2 separate regions of the Homo sapiens genome follow, and region 2 is linked to region 1. A link is a contact called in ENCODE Hi-C or POLR2A ChIA-PET data. All regions are on one chromosome and are shown on one strand. The core of a region is the stretch at or near the end of the contact, and the rest is flanking DNA. Distances in the headings are between cores, read along the strand shown.

Region 1 (6,844 bases), core at 3,138-5,637:
TACAGAGTACAGTTTGGATGCTAAGTTTGAGCTGCTTGTGGGATATTCTCTTGACACCCAGTAGGTGGATGGAAATATGGATCTGGTGCTCATGGGAGTGGACTTGGCAGAAATGTAAAGGCATAAGAAGTTATGACCTAGGTAGAATAAGTGAAGTAGGGAGAGAAGGCAAAGGGTGAAGGTCTAGGGAATACCAACATTTACAAGACACAAAAGTTGACTGAAAAGGAGCCATCATACACAGATGGAGGAGGAAAATCAGACATGAGGGGGGTTCTGGAAAATAAGGAGAGATCAATTTTCAAGAAAGAAGGAAGGCCAACAATGGCCCATGCTACATAGATCCAAGAAGATAAAACACAAAAATTGGTCTTTGCTTTACAGGCCATTGGCAATCTTAGGGCAGTTTCATTGGCATGGTGCGGTGAGAAACGGGAATGCAATGGAAGGAGGAGTAAATGAATGAGGAGAGAATGGAGGTGATGAAGGAAGGCAAAGGTAGACCATGGTCTCAAGTAGCTTGTTTGTGAAGGAGCTGTTTTTGTTTTAATTAATTTTTTAAAAATTGTGATAAAATAGACATAAAAGTTACTATATTGCTGGGCCCAGTGTCTCACGCCTGTAATCCCAGCACTTTGGGAGGCCGAGGTGGGCAGATCACCTGAGGTCAGGAGTTCGAGACCAGCCGCCTGACCAACATGGAGAAACCCTGTCTCTACTAAAAACACAAAATTAGCTGGGTGTGGTGGTGCATGCCTGTAATCCCAGCTACTCGGGAGGCTGAGGCAGGAGAATCACTTGCACCCAGGAGGCAGGGGTTGCGGTGAGCCGAGATGCTGAGATCGCGACATTGCACTCCAGCCTGGGCAATAAGAGCGAAACTCTGTCTCAAAAAAAAAGTTACCATATTAATCATTTAAAATTTATTTTTATTTTTGTAGAGATGGGGTCTTGTTATGTTGCCTAGGCTGGTCTCAAACTCCAGGCCTCCAGACAACCTACTGCTTCAGCCTCCCAAAATGCTGGGGTTACACGGTGAGCCAATGCACCTGGCCCATATTAATCATTTTTAACAGTATACTTAAGTATTTTTAAGTACATTCACATTGTTGTGCTGCCAATCTCAAGAATTTATTCATCTTGCAACACTAATAATTCATACCATTAAACAACAGAATTTGTTTTTAAGAATGAGAATCACTTAAATATTTTATATGCATAGGGGGATGAACCGGTACAGTGAAAGAGGATGAAGGTGTAGGAAAAATGAAAATTCTACCATTCTAAGAACTTTATAAGACCATTTCATCATTAAAAGACAGACAAATATCTTTACCCCTTTCTGACAACTCCTTCCATCTTTCTGAGTGCAGTTTTAATTTTCTACTTTCTATTACAAAAAAAAACAATAAAATTGATGATAATTTTTTGTTGAGAAAGACGATTTATTTTTTAAGATAAATTCTGAGGCCTTTAGAAAGATACACACAAACTCCCATCTCTTTTATAATTATTCTTGTATGAATTGGTGATAATATATACTTAACCATAGTATTTTCATGATGCTGAGGAGGGTGCGAACCTGGACAACGTGATTAAATTGTAGCACAGAGCATATTACCATAAAAAGCATTAAATGTTGTCAAAAGGCTCATGTAATATGAATTAGGGGTTAAAACTATGTTTCTATTACTCCATATTCAGTTTGGATGAACTTCAAATATTTATGAAGTGCTAGTTACTATAATGAGATTTTACCTCTCCTGGTTAAACCAGAAGTTGGGTACTAGAACAATTTACTTTTTACTAACTCTTTCTCTCCCTGATGAAATGTAAAGAGAATGAGACAATTGTCAAAGTAACCTTTTGTCGACAACGTCTGATACAACATGACTGAAGTGACCTTGAATTTTAATTTTGTTTAAAATAGAGAACTGTGGCTAGGCACTGTGGCTCACACCTGTAATCCTAGCACTTTGGGAGGCCAAGGCAAGCGGATCACTTGAGGCCAGGAGTTTGAGACCAGCCTGGACAACATGGTGAAACCCAATCTCTACTAAAAATACAAAAATTAGCCAGGCTTAGTGGTGCGCATCTATAATCCCAGTTACGCGGGAGGCTGAGGCACAAGAATCACTTGAACCTGGGAGGCAGAGGTTGCAGTGAGCCAAGATCACGCCACTGCACTCCAGCCTGGATGACAGAGTGAGGCTCTGTCTCAAAAAAAAGAATGTAAGAACGTAGTAAAATAGGCCAGGCATGGTGGCTCACGCCTGTAATCCCAGCACTTTGGGAGGCTGAGGCGGGCGGATCACCTGAGGTCAGGAGTTCGAGACCAGCCTGACCAACATGGTGAAACCCCATCTCTACTAAAAATACACAAATTAGCTGGGCAAGGTGGCGGGCGCCTGTAATCCCAGCTACTTGGAGGCAGAGGCAGGAGAATCACTTGAACCCGGGAGGCAGAGGGTGCAGTAAGCTGAGATGGCTCCATTGCACTCCAGCCTGGGAGACAAGAGTAAAACTCTTGTCTCAAAAAAAAAAAAAAAAAAAGAACCTAATATCCTAATGTAATAAAGTAGAGAACCGTTGCCACAGCACCCACCAAAGTGTGTCTCTCATTGACAAGCTCAGGTACTTGTTTGTCTGTTTCTCCTGCCTACCCCTCAGCCACTCTGGATCTTCCCTTTGATCATTCTTTTCTCTTTCTAGCTTTGATGTTTTGGTTTCCATTCTGTAATTCGCACACTATTTTGTGGACATGCTCTTTTCAAATTTCTCTCCAAAACAATAGTACAAAGGCAGTCATAAACCAATTGTTGGTTTTTACAAAAAATCCCATCATATCACCAAAAACCAGTTTTATCATAACAGGATGAATATCAGACCAATATTCATTATTAGAGATGTAGTCTAAACTGACTCGGGAGAAGACATCCATTGAGTCTTTCATTCAGTGTAATTAGTTGTTATCATACATGCAAAATCCTATAACTATAAAGCATTTCAGAAATAAAGTATTGTTAAACAGCTCCAAATTTATTAAAGTATAAAAAATGTATTGAGTATATACCATGTGGCACCGTGCAAAGTAACAGAGATGCCTAAACTAAAAGGTTATCCTTTGTCCTTATTAAAGTATGACTGAAAGCTCGCTGGAGAATATAGTTTCTACATAGAGTCAAAACAGTCCTTCGGGCTCACAAATTTAATGATTTATATGGTATAACTGGCTTTAGATACAAATTTACATGCCAGACAAGCAATGTAGAAAAATCAAGAACTAGGAAACAGGAAAACAGATCTACATTTCTGCTTTGCTGCAATTCATTCATTTTTTTCAACCATTCATCAAATATTTATTGAGAGCCCATGCTGTGAGAGAAACTGTATTAGGTGCTGGGGAACATGGTAGCAAATAAGAGAGACCATGTATGTGAGCATGAGCAGGTGGCTTAACCTCTCCACATCTCTAACCTCTTTTAGACTCAATGTCTGAGGTATCTTTCAGACCTGAAATGCTAAGGTTTGCAACAGCCTTGTGGAGGGAGAAGCTGCCAAGTCGCCTTGGGACTTGAGGACTTACCTTCCTTTCAAAGGATTAGCCCTTGTTTTGATTTCAAAATAATTTTGTTACACAGTTTAAAAATAATTTGGTCAGGCTCTCATCTACATTGGGGTAATCTTGACGGTCTGGATGTGGTAATTCATGCTCATTAGACTTCAAAGGTAGGAAGTCAAAGTTGGGAAATGGTGGATGACTTTCATCAATTCATAGCCAGGCAGCGGTTCCCATTGAGCAGCTCCTCTGTGGTTCCACCCAGCCTTCCAACCAATAACGCAGCGTCTCCTGCAGGAAACTCATCGCTTGGGTCACCTGTTGCTCTTTGCTCTAATGAGCCTTGAGAAAGGATTGCTGGTCATGGGACCAGAGGCTTTATGGGGAGGGAAGAACTGTTCTTGACTTTCAGTTTTTCGAGCGGGTTTCAAGGTAACAACTTTCTTATTATCTAGCTTCATAATTGCAGTAAGGAATAGCTTTTTTTGCTTGCAGCTGAGATGACTTTTTCAAGGGAGAAAAAGGGATTTCTATAACGAAGAGAGGGAGAGAGAGATGAAGAGGGAGGGAGTAAGGGAGAGAGGGAAGAAGGGAGAAAGAGAGAGAGATTTGAATATACATTGCTTCAAGGATGCAAAAAATTACAACCTGGAAAAGGCTTCGAGTAACTTTAGGAAAATGAGCTGCTGGACTCCTCAGTCAATCTGTCCTTTCTAGTCAATGAAAAAGACAGGGTTTGAGGTTCCTTCCGAAACGGGGCCGGCTAATTTAGCCCCTCCCACGAGCCCAAGGGTCTGTTATATCTCTGTTTCCTTGAGGACCTCTCTCACGGAGACGGACCACAGCAAGCAGAGGCTGGGGGGGGGAAAGACGAGGAAAGAGGAGGAAAACAAAAGCTGCTACTTATGGAAGATACAAAGGGTAAGACCAAAATTGATTTGATCTGAATCCTTAAGAAAAAAAAAATAGAAGGAAAAATAAAAGCCCAGACCAAAAAGCAAGTACTTGAAAGCTGGAGGCAAAAAGCCCTGAATGAACTTTCCCACCCTCTTCCTTCTGAGAGGAGGCAGAGAAAGAGCTTTGGGAAACTTTTTAGGAAGCAGAGTCCAGGGTTGCAGTCAAGGGTGGCTCTAGAGCAAGCTGGAGGGGCTCATGAATATTCATTATCAATTTGTATTCAGAGTTGGTTTTTTTAGAGGCAAATGACTTTTTCAGTCCCCTTGCAGTTTAAGAGGCAGCTGCCTCATCTGCAGTCCGGACTCATCTAGCCTCGGGTCTGTACCTCAGGGTGTTTGCTTGAAGATGCTGGGCTCTGCGTGTAGATTTGTTTTGTTCTCGAATTTCTTGCATGCTTTCCTGTTGTGAAATTAGCAAAGGCTTCTTTGCTGGGAACAAGACAGAGAAGTTAATGTGGCACAAGGCTGTCACAACAGGACCCCAGAGTATGTCTTTCAAAATGCTGAAAGTTTCTTGAGATATGTGGGGGAGTTTTATGTGGGGGACAGAGTGGGGGACGGGGACGGGTAGAGGGAGGAAATAGAATAATTCTATCTTAAAAGGGCAGGTCACATCTGACTACATTTAGATTTTGTCTAAAAACTACAAGAGCAGCCTGGTTTGCACAGATGGTGTGCAGTCTCTATCTTTTACCTCTTTTGGGCATTTTCTGCCAAGACGGAGAGCCAGCTGCTTGCCAGCGTGTGAGAGCCAGGAAGAATCTCTGCAGCAGTGAGGGAGTATAGGGTTGTAAACCTCCTTCTCCTCCTTCTTTATCATCTCTAACTTCTAACATTCCCACATGCTTATACCGTATAGAACATGGAAGAATAGCATGAGTAGCCAACATATTTCTTAATACTTACAATAATGATAGCTGTTAATGTTGACTAAGTCTTTATTCTGTGTTGGGAGCTATACCTAGCATATTACATGTGCTACTTACTTGTCACATGAACCTTACAAGTGCTATCATTGACATTCCCATTTTCCAGATGGCATAATTGAGGTACTGAGAGGATAACTTGCCTTGAGATCTCATAGTTAGTAAGGGCTGAGTGTGGATGGAGGTGGTCTGAGGCAGGGCTGGTGGGCTTTTCCACTCCCCAATACTGTTTCTCTGCTTTTTCTGGTGCCCTGACATTGTGGATTTCAGGTTTGCAAATCCTTGAAGCTACTGGGGAAGTGATACTGGTAAAATCTTAAGTCTGTGAAGGAATTTGTACTTTGCACTCAAGTTCACATACATTTTCCTCATTTGGTGCTCATGGCCATTCTCTATGAGAAGCAGGTATTGTTATTATGGTCTTTTGCAAAAAGGAGAAACTGAGGTCAGAAGGGGTTAGTTTGGTGACACCAGTCACAGCTAGTTGTCAAAAGTCTGGACTGGGGGGCTGGATGTGGTGGCTCGCACCTGTAATCCCAGCACTTTGGGAGGCCGAGGTGGGCGGATCACCTGAGGTCAGGAGTTCGAGACCGGCCTGGCCAACATGATGAAACCCTGTCTCTACTAAAAATACAAAAATTAGCTGGGTGTGGTGGTGTGCGCCTGTAGTCCCAGCCACTTGGAAGGCTGAGGTAGGAGAATCACCTGAACCCGGGAGGCAGAGGTTGCAGTGAGCTGAGGTTGCACCACTGCACTCCAGCCTGGGCGAGAGTGAGACACTGTCTCAAAAAAAAAAAAAAAAAAAAAAAAAAAAGATTTGGACTGGATCTGAAACCCTCTGCTTCTGGTTTTTCTTCCAACCTACAGAGCAGACCCAGTCATCTCTGAACGTCTGTCCCCACCCCAAGCTGCGCCTCATTGAGTTGCTTTCAGTTCCCCAAAGGAACTGCATCTTTCCTCAGACTGAAGCTAGGCACTTTCTTCTGTTTTAAGGGCCTATCTGGTACTCTGCTTCCCCTTTAGTCTGGAGCCGAGCTGCCTGGGTTTGAATTTCAGCTCCACCATTTACTGTGTGCCTTAGTTTCATCATCTGTAACATGAAGAGAATAACAGTAACATCTATCTTACAGGGTTGTGGTAAGGACTGAATGAGGGATTCATGCAAAGTTTTTAGAACAGGGCCTGATATATAGTATTGCTAAATAAATATTAACATTTGCTATCACTGCTTGAAGCCTCATATTGGGTGTTATTCCCCTTTAAGCCTTCTCTAATCCTTCAAGTCTAGATTAGCCCCCATCTTGGATGCTTCTATAGTACCTCATCAGTTATGCCTAAGGTGGCACTCATCATACTTGTCCATGCTCCTGCCCTCTGCATCACCTTCTCTCCCTTCCAATTAT
Region 2 (7,324 bases), core at 2,512-5,011, 370 kb after region 1:
ACCATCAAACTTTTATTAAAAGTTTGCCTTAAGATGTAATGAGCCATAATAATCTACTTTTACAAGTTCTCAAGTATAATTTATTGGTATTAACATAGTCCATATGGCATTGATCTCACAGAAATCAAATTTATCTTTTAAACTACTTTAGACAAAAAAAACAAATTAATCTGCACTAACAAAAAAGAAAAGAAAAACCCTATACATTTTTATTCTTTTAAAACTTTAAATAATGAAATGTTCTATGCATATACAAGAGAAATAAAGGAGTATATATAACATATATGTGTACCAGGTTTGTTCTTAAATGTAATTAACAAGTATTCCACTTAATTCTTTTTTCTTTTTCTAAGGACTTGAATTAACTGTGCTATCTATTACATTACGCTCAGGATGCAGACAGTCTTAGGAAGAATTTGATGTGATTAGGGGTGGGGAGAGGTACCCTAAAATACTTAGGTAAGACCAATATAGTTTATACAGTTCATTTTAATGTTCTTTCTGTTTGAATATAGTATCCATGAAAAGAACTAAGAAAGAGGGACTATATCTTTCATTAAAACTTAATAAAAATGTCTTGGTCATCTAAGAAGTGTGAATTGAGAGGGAACTGTCAGGGATGCCAACCTAAAGAAAAATCTTTCTCATCCTGTGTTACAGTGTCTGAAATCTCATCTTTAGAATTGCTTTGTTGGATCATAAAATCTTTCAAATATTCAAGAAAATTCCATTGAACTGATGGCCCTCCATGAGGAATCATGTCTTATTTATTGCTAGCAGTTTCTGGCACATAATAGGTATTCAAGAAAATGTCTGCTGAATAAATATTAAACAACAAAATTGAAAAGAACATTGAGAAGAATAATACTTAAAGATCAACTAACACTTGTATGATAGATTGCCACAAGTAATTAAGCCGTATCTTTGACCAGGATGTGTAACCACTTTATGCTGTATCACCCAGGCTCTTCATATCTCTTTTTTTTTTTTTTTTTCCCAATTCTGATTGCACTTGATTATATTGTTGGGGGTAGAGAACCTGGGCTTGAGTTCATAGATCAGCAAAAAGAAGAGAGACATTTTTAGAGACTCTTACTATCCAAATTAATATCATTTAATCTTTTATTATCATAGTGCTTATGATGTACCAACTTATCTGTGTCTTAAAAGTATGTTTACATTGTTGTAAGAACAAATATAAGTTTGATTTAAGTATGATTTACAGGTGAGAATCCTTAGAGAGAAATGAATTTCCATTTATATATTATTTTTAGGAGAAAATTTCACTGTCTTAAAGTGAGCTGCTTTATGACACAGAGTCCATGAATCGTACGCATATTTTTTTTAATCCTTCCACCTCAGCCTCCTGAATCGCTGGGATTATAGGCACAAGCCACTGCACCTGGCATCAGTTGTATATTGAAAAGCAGAAAGAGGTTTGCAATCAAGATGGAAACTTCATTACTATCACCACCATCATCACTTTTATCATTTCCATTACACTCTTGGTGCAATGGCGTTGAGTACTCTCTTCAGTCTATCAAACAATATATAACGTGTTAGTTATATGTTGCACAGCTCTGAGAAGCTCAGAGGTTAAATGCTGTCAGCTAGTAAGCAGTAGTAAGGTCTTCAGAGGGATCAACTATTTAAAGCATTAATCTAGATGTCCTATCCCCATAACTATCCTTCTCAAGTAAAAAAGTATTCCAGAATCCTTTCCTAAGCTATGATTTAGCCTTCTCCCCTTTGTATCTTTTTCTCCCTTTTAATCATCTTCCCTTCCTTCTTGATTCACTCTCCTCTCTCCTCTCCTCCCTCACCACCCCACTTCCACTTTTTTTTTTCTTGCTAACCAATATGTTCAAAACCTGAAAGGAGATCAAGAGAAACCTTTCAGGTTTTGAACATAGAGGTTAGCAAGAAAAAAAAGGTGATATGAATGGTGGAAGAGGTGATATGAATGGTGGAAGAGAAAGGGGAAGAGATAAGGTAAGTCTGACTAATATTTTAATTTATTTTAACTTTCTCCAATTCTTCTATAACATAAATGCAGGTTTGCAAGGTTTTGTAGGTGAATGTATATGTAGAAGTAAAAATAAAGTTATAATGTGAATACTGTGGGGGGGGATGCAATATCTTAATCGAAAAAACAAAAACTACATCAAAACACAGAACAAAAAACTCTGTCCATTTTTCCAAACTAACATCGTTTTTTGTTATTAAAAGAAAAATCTCGTTCTCTCTCTTTCTGCTGTGATGTGTGTGCATGTCTGGCTTGCACAGAAATGAGGACCTGAAGAGAGATGGGTGATGTACGATGCGGAATAAAATCCACTTTGTAAACATGTTCTTCATTCCATAATGGCATCCCCTTTGGTATTTACAGAAGATTTCTCCTTGTGTGTTTTACACAAGCATAAATATGACTAATGTGAATTTCCGCTCATTCGCCTTTTCTAGGTGGAATTGTGTAGCCCAGTAAACACAATAATAAAGAAGGCTTCCTAAAGACAAAGTGAGGATTTCTCAGTGTGCTTTTTATTAAAGGATGGAGAAAATCTTGCATTTGGCTACAGGCTGACATTTTCAAAAGCCTGCCCTAAGACAATGAAAAATATGTATCATACACATATTTTAAAAAATTTTTAAAAATTATAAATGTCATACATGCTACTTAAGAAAACACGGAACATTAAAAAATGAAAAATCTGATCATAGTTTCACTTTCAATTTATTGGTATATCCTTCTGCGCCAAGGTTTTTTGTTGTTGCTTAAACGTTTGCCGCCACTTATTCCCTCCCCACATTTTAAAAGGAAGATAATTTATGTAGAATTATGTAGAAAGTGAGGTATCAATTAGTAGGTTGGATTTATAAAGAACAGAAGAGGAGCCACACTGGCCTTTGGGGTAAAGCCAACCATATTAACTGTCCAGCCCTGTTGTCAGGTAGAGGAAGTATTCGTTTGAGGGAGATGTGAGCCTCCCTCATTGTGAAGATAGTTTTTGATCAATTATTCAATATATACAGGTTTGGAGTTCAGTATGTCTTCTAGAACTACTGGCGGCAGCTTCTTTCGTTGACGTGGGCTACAATGGTTGCTAAAACCTGCGTGCCAGAAGCCAGAGGTGGGGAGGCGCCATTTGCTAAACCGGAACTGGTTAAAATCTCAGGGTGGAGACCATTCCCAGTCAGCAAGGGCTTGGGAAGTGCATACAGTTCCTGCTCCTGGTGTCTACTCTGAAGAGCACAGAGTAGACGTTTGTCTGCCATTTCACCGGCAGTAAGATCAGCAGCTGCTGGTGAGCAAAGAGGTAGTAGTGGGTCACTGGACTGGTGGGCGCCGGGGCCGCGCGCTAGATGGAGAGGTCAGCGGCGAACCCAGCTCCATGGCCTAGTCTCGTCAGACCGAGCGCGGACCCTGCCGGCCTCCGTTCTCTTCCGCTTGTCTCAGGTAAAGCGCAGATCCCTCCGCCGCAGCGTGCGCTCCCGGTAGCGCTGCGATCAGCTTTTCGGCAATACCCGGATGGAAGTGTAATGGCCGCCATCAGGGACTCGCAGGCAATGGGTACTACGACAGGTATTCCCCGTCAGCGGGACTGCCCAGACCTTTTAGGATGTCAGAACTTCTAGAGGGCCACCCAGCAGGCAAACGGCGAGTTTGTGGACCGTCAGGGTCCCCCAAACAGGTCCAGGGATCCGCCTCTTGTGAGAGGAAGCGCGAGTTAAATAGTCCCGGCCATTCAGCGCTTCCGCTTAACTTGCCGCAAAGTTTTTCTGGAGAAGTCGGGGTTTTTTTGCCGAGCGCTTTTGCCGACTGCTAGAGCTTACCCTTACTTTCTTAACCTGGGGTTGTTTTACTTCCGGGCTTTTTGAACTCTACACTCTCCTACATTCTAGGAGCTGGGTGGGAGTAGGAGACGGTGTGCCTCCGCGCTCCCCGCGGGGCAGCCGAACCCCGGAGGAAGGGGCGGATCGGGCGCGGTGTTTGGGGCGAAGCTGGGCGCGCGGCGCTCGAAGCACTCACTCGGCGGGTTTCGTGGTTGGTGGAGACAGCAAGGGCGCCCCGCAGACCGCACCCCTCGAGCTATAGGTTCGCAGGCCCGACTCGACGGCGTCCCTATTGCTGGCCCAGCGTATGGTCATTGGGGGCCATTTCTTGCAGAGATGCCCTGCTCCCTGACGCGCTCGCTCTTCTCCAGAGTTGGCCAAAGGTGCTCTTCCCCGCAGACCCTAACCACACCCAGTGGCAGTTGGATTTCTTTGTAACTGGCTTTCTCACATGTAGGGTTCATTTTGACTCTATTCGTTACATGGTGTCCTCTTTGTCAAGTAGACAGTCTCTTCCTAGGTGGCTGTGGTAATTGAAAAGTACATAGAGCGAAATGTATATAAGGAAAAATGTTTTAACTCTTAAGTGGACCGATCAAACAGATGTAGCTTTAAAGTTCAGAATACAACAGTTAAGACTCAGTTTTCTTTTTAGGTTTAAATTTGAGAGCAAGTAGTGTATGTGAGCTGTTTTAGTGCAAACATTGTTGAGTATGTTGTCAAACGTCTAAAAAACCCTAGAAAAATAAAATAAGTCAATGTTCAAGGAATTCATAAGAATGTTGGAATTTGTACAGTTGTCGCAGTGATAAAACATGAAGACACCAAACTGTCAGGATAGGAATTCTATTAACTTGAAAGTGTGCATGTTAGATCTAGTTACTGGTAATTGTTGAATTGCTTTTTCTGCAGCAAGGGGTCTGATTTGAGTGTACTCTAAGGTTGATATCCTCAGGTTTAATTTAAAACATTTAAATTGATTCAGTGAAATTTCCTAACATTTTTTGAGTTTAACTGCAAATTTATAGAAATGCATTCACTATCTTTCAGCAAAATTGTCTTTTCTGAAATTTATAAAGAGACATTGCGTTCTGTTAACACTTTGAGGGTGTTGGGATTTCCTGGGGAAGGTAAGCATAGTAAACGATGTTGATTTTTGCCATAGAAACTGTAAATTAGATCATCCCTAGATACAGAAAATTGCCAACAAAAGGGGAGAATAAAATGTAGGTATGTTACACAACCAAATGTTTCCTGTTTGTTGCGTGAAAATAAGTATAATTACCAAATAAAACGTTTTATATCTGGTTTTATGGAAGGACAAAAGACAGTAACCACAATGAACACCCACTGTGTGCATTGATAATGTATGAACTTTTAAATGCTTCAATTTTTTGCCATGGTCACACTTCGGATTCTGTTCTAGTCTCTCTGGTAATAGTATGCTGTAATCCCAGAAGTTTCTATATTTTGAAATATTACAGAGGGACTATACTTTAGCCTAGATCTATAATTTGACTTCAGGATATGCTTTAAATGCCCTTTAAGTGTATTTTTGTTGTTTACTTTTCTGTTTATAGTTGTTTAGAATTGTTCTCATTGAGGCATTGTGACATTGCATACTTTAGAGCACTTAATACTACTTTTTTTTTTTTTCTTTAAATGATAGGAGACTTGAATCTTGCCCACATTCCTTCAGGTATGCTACTGAAGGTTTTGTGGCAAAGTGCTATTAGCAGAACAAAAAGGTTTTAACACCGTCTTGAAATTTTTATTTATTATCTGGTCCCAGGTGTGTAGGCTGTGAGTATTTCAGTTCTATATGGGGTATTGGCTTCTCATGGTGAGCAGTTTTCATGGCATATTAGATACCAGAAATGAGTATTAAGGGTTAGTATTGTGGTGGTAGGATAACTGAATTGGAACCGGATCCAGATATTATTTCTAGTTTTGTGACTTTGGGCAAGGCTCATTTTCTTTTTCTTGTAATAAATGAAGATACTGAGTTAGATTGATTCTAAGCTTTAGGTTGTGACTTTTGCAAATTTGTGACATGTTATCACTGGTCATCAATGATGTATGCTTAAGTGTATAGAAGTTTTTTCTTAGTTTTTTTTTTTTTTTTTTACATTTCTTTATACACCTAAGTTGAATGTGAAGTGTAATTGAACAGTTTTTGTCGTCAAAAGTTTTAAAATCTTGGTCTTCATTTCCAGATATCATCTCTTCTTTTGATCACTGTTCCTGATTGTGACATTGTGCAAGTGTTAAATTGTGTGCCTTTTGTTCCTGAAGAAAGAGGTATGGTAAAGATTGAAATACTGGAGTATATAGTCTATTAAGTAGTAAGTTGGTATGTTTTAATATTGGACTAAATAAAGTAAAATATAGGTTAAGTATCCCAAATCCAAAAATCCAGAATGCAAAATTTTTTGAGTGCTGACATGATGGTCAAAGGAAATGCTCTTTGGAACATTTTGGATTTTGAATTTTTGGATTTGAGATGCTCAACTGGTATAATGCAAATACTCTAAAATCCTAAAAAAGAAAAAGAAAAAAAGAATGAAACCCTTCTGTTCCCAAGCATTTCAAATAAGAGACACTCAACCTGTAGTTTTACATATACATGAGTTTTCATAAGTTATATAAGTTATAGTTTTATTTTATTTTTTGGCTAAAATAAAATACTTAAACATGAGTTTTCATTTTAATCTAAGCAAAAAAAGTAATTTTTGGTTTCATAGTTTATTACTTAACATTTTATTAGAAATCCAAATATAACTTTAACTATCATCCTTCTGAATAGAAAAGTGGCATTAAAGTCTTCTGGGTAATGAACAGTGGAGATAAAGGTGGTAGATAGATGTTTCAAAGCTATATGAATGGCCAGAAGATTGTGGTTTTGGTCTAGTAAGTGCAAAGCAATGTACCTAAAGAAAAATTATCTGATATGTGTTTATATTATGACTAATAGCATCTTCATTATGAATCAGGAAAGGGACTTGGGAATCACTATAGTGTTATGATTGGTTTCTTGAAGACAGTCATGTGAATGTCTGGGTGTAGACAAAAAAGGAGGAAAAATATGCCAACAAATCTATGGTATTATAAGGAAAGCTTTGGAAATGTAGTGGAAAATATTGTACCCATGTAAAAAAACATGTTTTTTCTACCCTCAAAACACAGATGTCTCCTACTCTTTGTGTTGGATAGGTCCTGGGATCTTTGAAATGCTAAGATTCTTGGATACCACAGTATCATAAAATTCCTCTAAATGCAGTAAGTATACACATAAGTATGACCGTAAATTAGGAATAAGATTATTTATGTAACTGCTGAAATAGCTGACATAGACTATACCACCTTACAGTATTGCTTTAATTATCATAATAACCGTGTTCTTCCCTGAACTTCACCAGCAAATGGATTTCTGTTCAGGGCCATTTTTTTACAAAGGCATGAATTTTTATTTTGTCAGAAAATAATGTAC

Evidence for each region. Hi-C counts contacts between places; a loop is a spot of excess contacts on that map. ChIA-PET counts read pairs that join two places held with the same protein, here RNA polymerase II (POLR2A). Pooled maps may share reads with other maps.
Region 2: a map of GM18951 shows a loop between it and region 1 (4-fold over the local background). The contact joins the promoter of ZNF518A here to the promoter of ENTPD1 in region 1. A Hi-C loop is called at or near these places in 1 of 168 maps with a recorded cell type or tissue (GM18951) and 3 of 50 pooled maps. POLR2A ChIA-PET finds 5 or more read pairs at or near these places in 1 of 52 experiments (OCI-LY7).

Annotation. Positions count from the first base shown.
Region 1 is chr10:95,751,776-95,758,619 of GRCh38, forward strand. ENTPD1 (ectonucleoside triphosphate diphosphohydrolase 1) reads left to right here and starts at 4,388. Exons shown (of 10, transcript NM_001776.6): 1 at 4,388-4,480. The coding sequence starts at 4,465. ENTPD1-AS1 (ENTPD1 antisense RNA 1) reads right to left here. Exons shown (of 6, transcript NR_038444.1): 6 at 1,431-4,939. RefSeq lists an enhancer at 3,949-4,248 and a silencer at 5,579-5,638.
Region 2 is chr10:96,126,536-96,133,859 of GRCh38, forward strand. ZNF518A (zinc finger protein 518A) reads left to right here and starts at 3,762. Exons shown (of 6, transcript NM_001330736.2): 1 at 3,762-4,217; 2 at 6,051-6,135; 3 at 7,048-7,113. LOC124902486 (a long non-coding RNA gene) reads right to left here. Exons shown (of 2, transcript XR_007062254.1): 2 at 2,520-7,324. RefSeq lists enhancers at 2,718-3,622, 3,175-3,814, 3,623-4,526.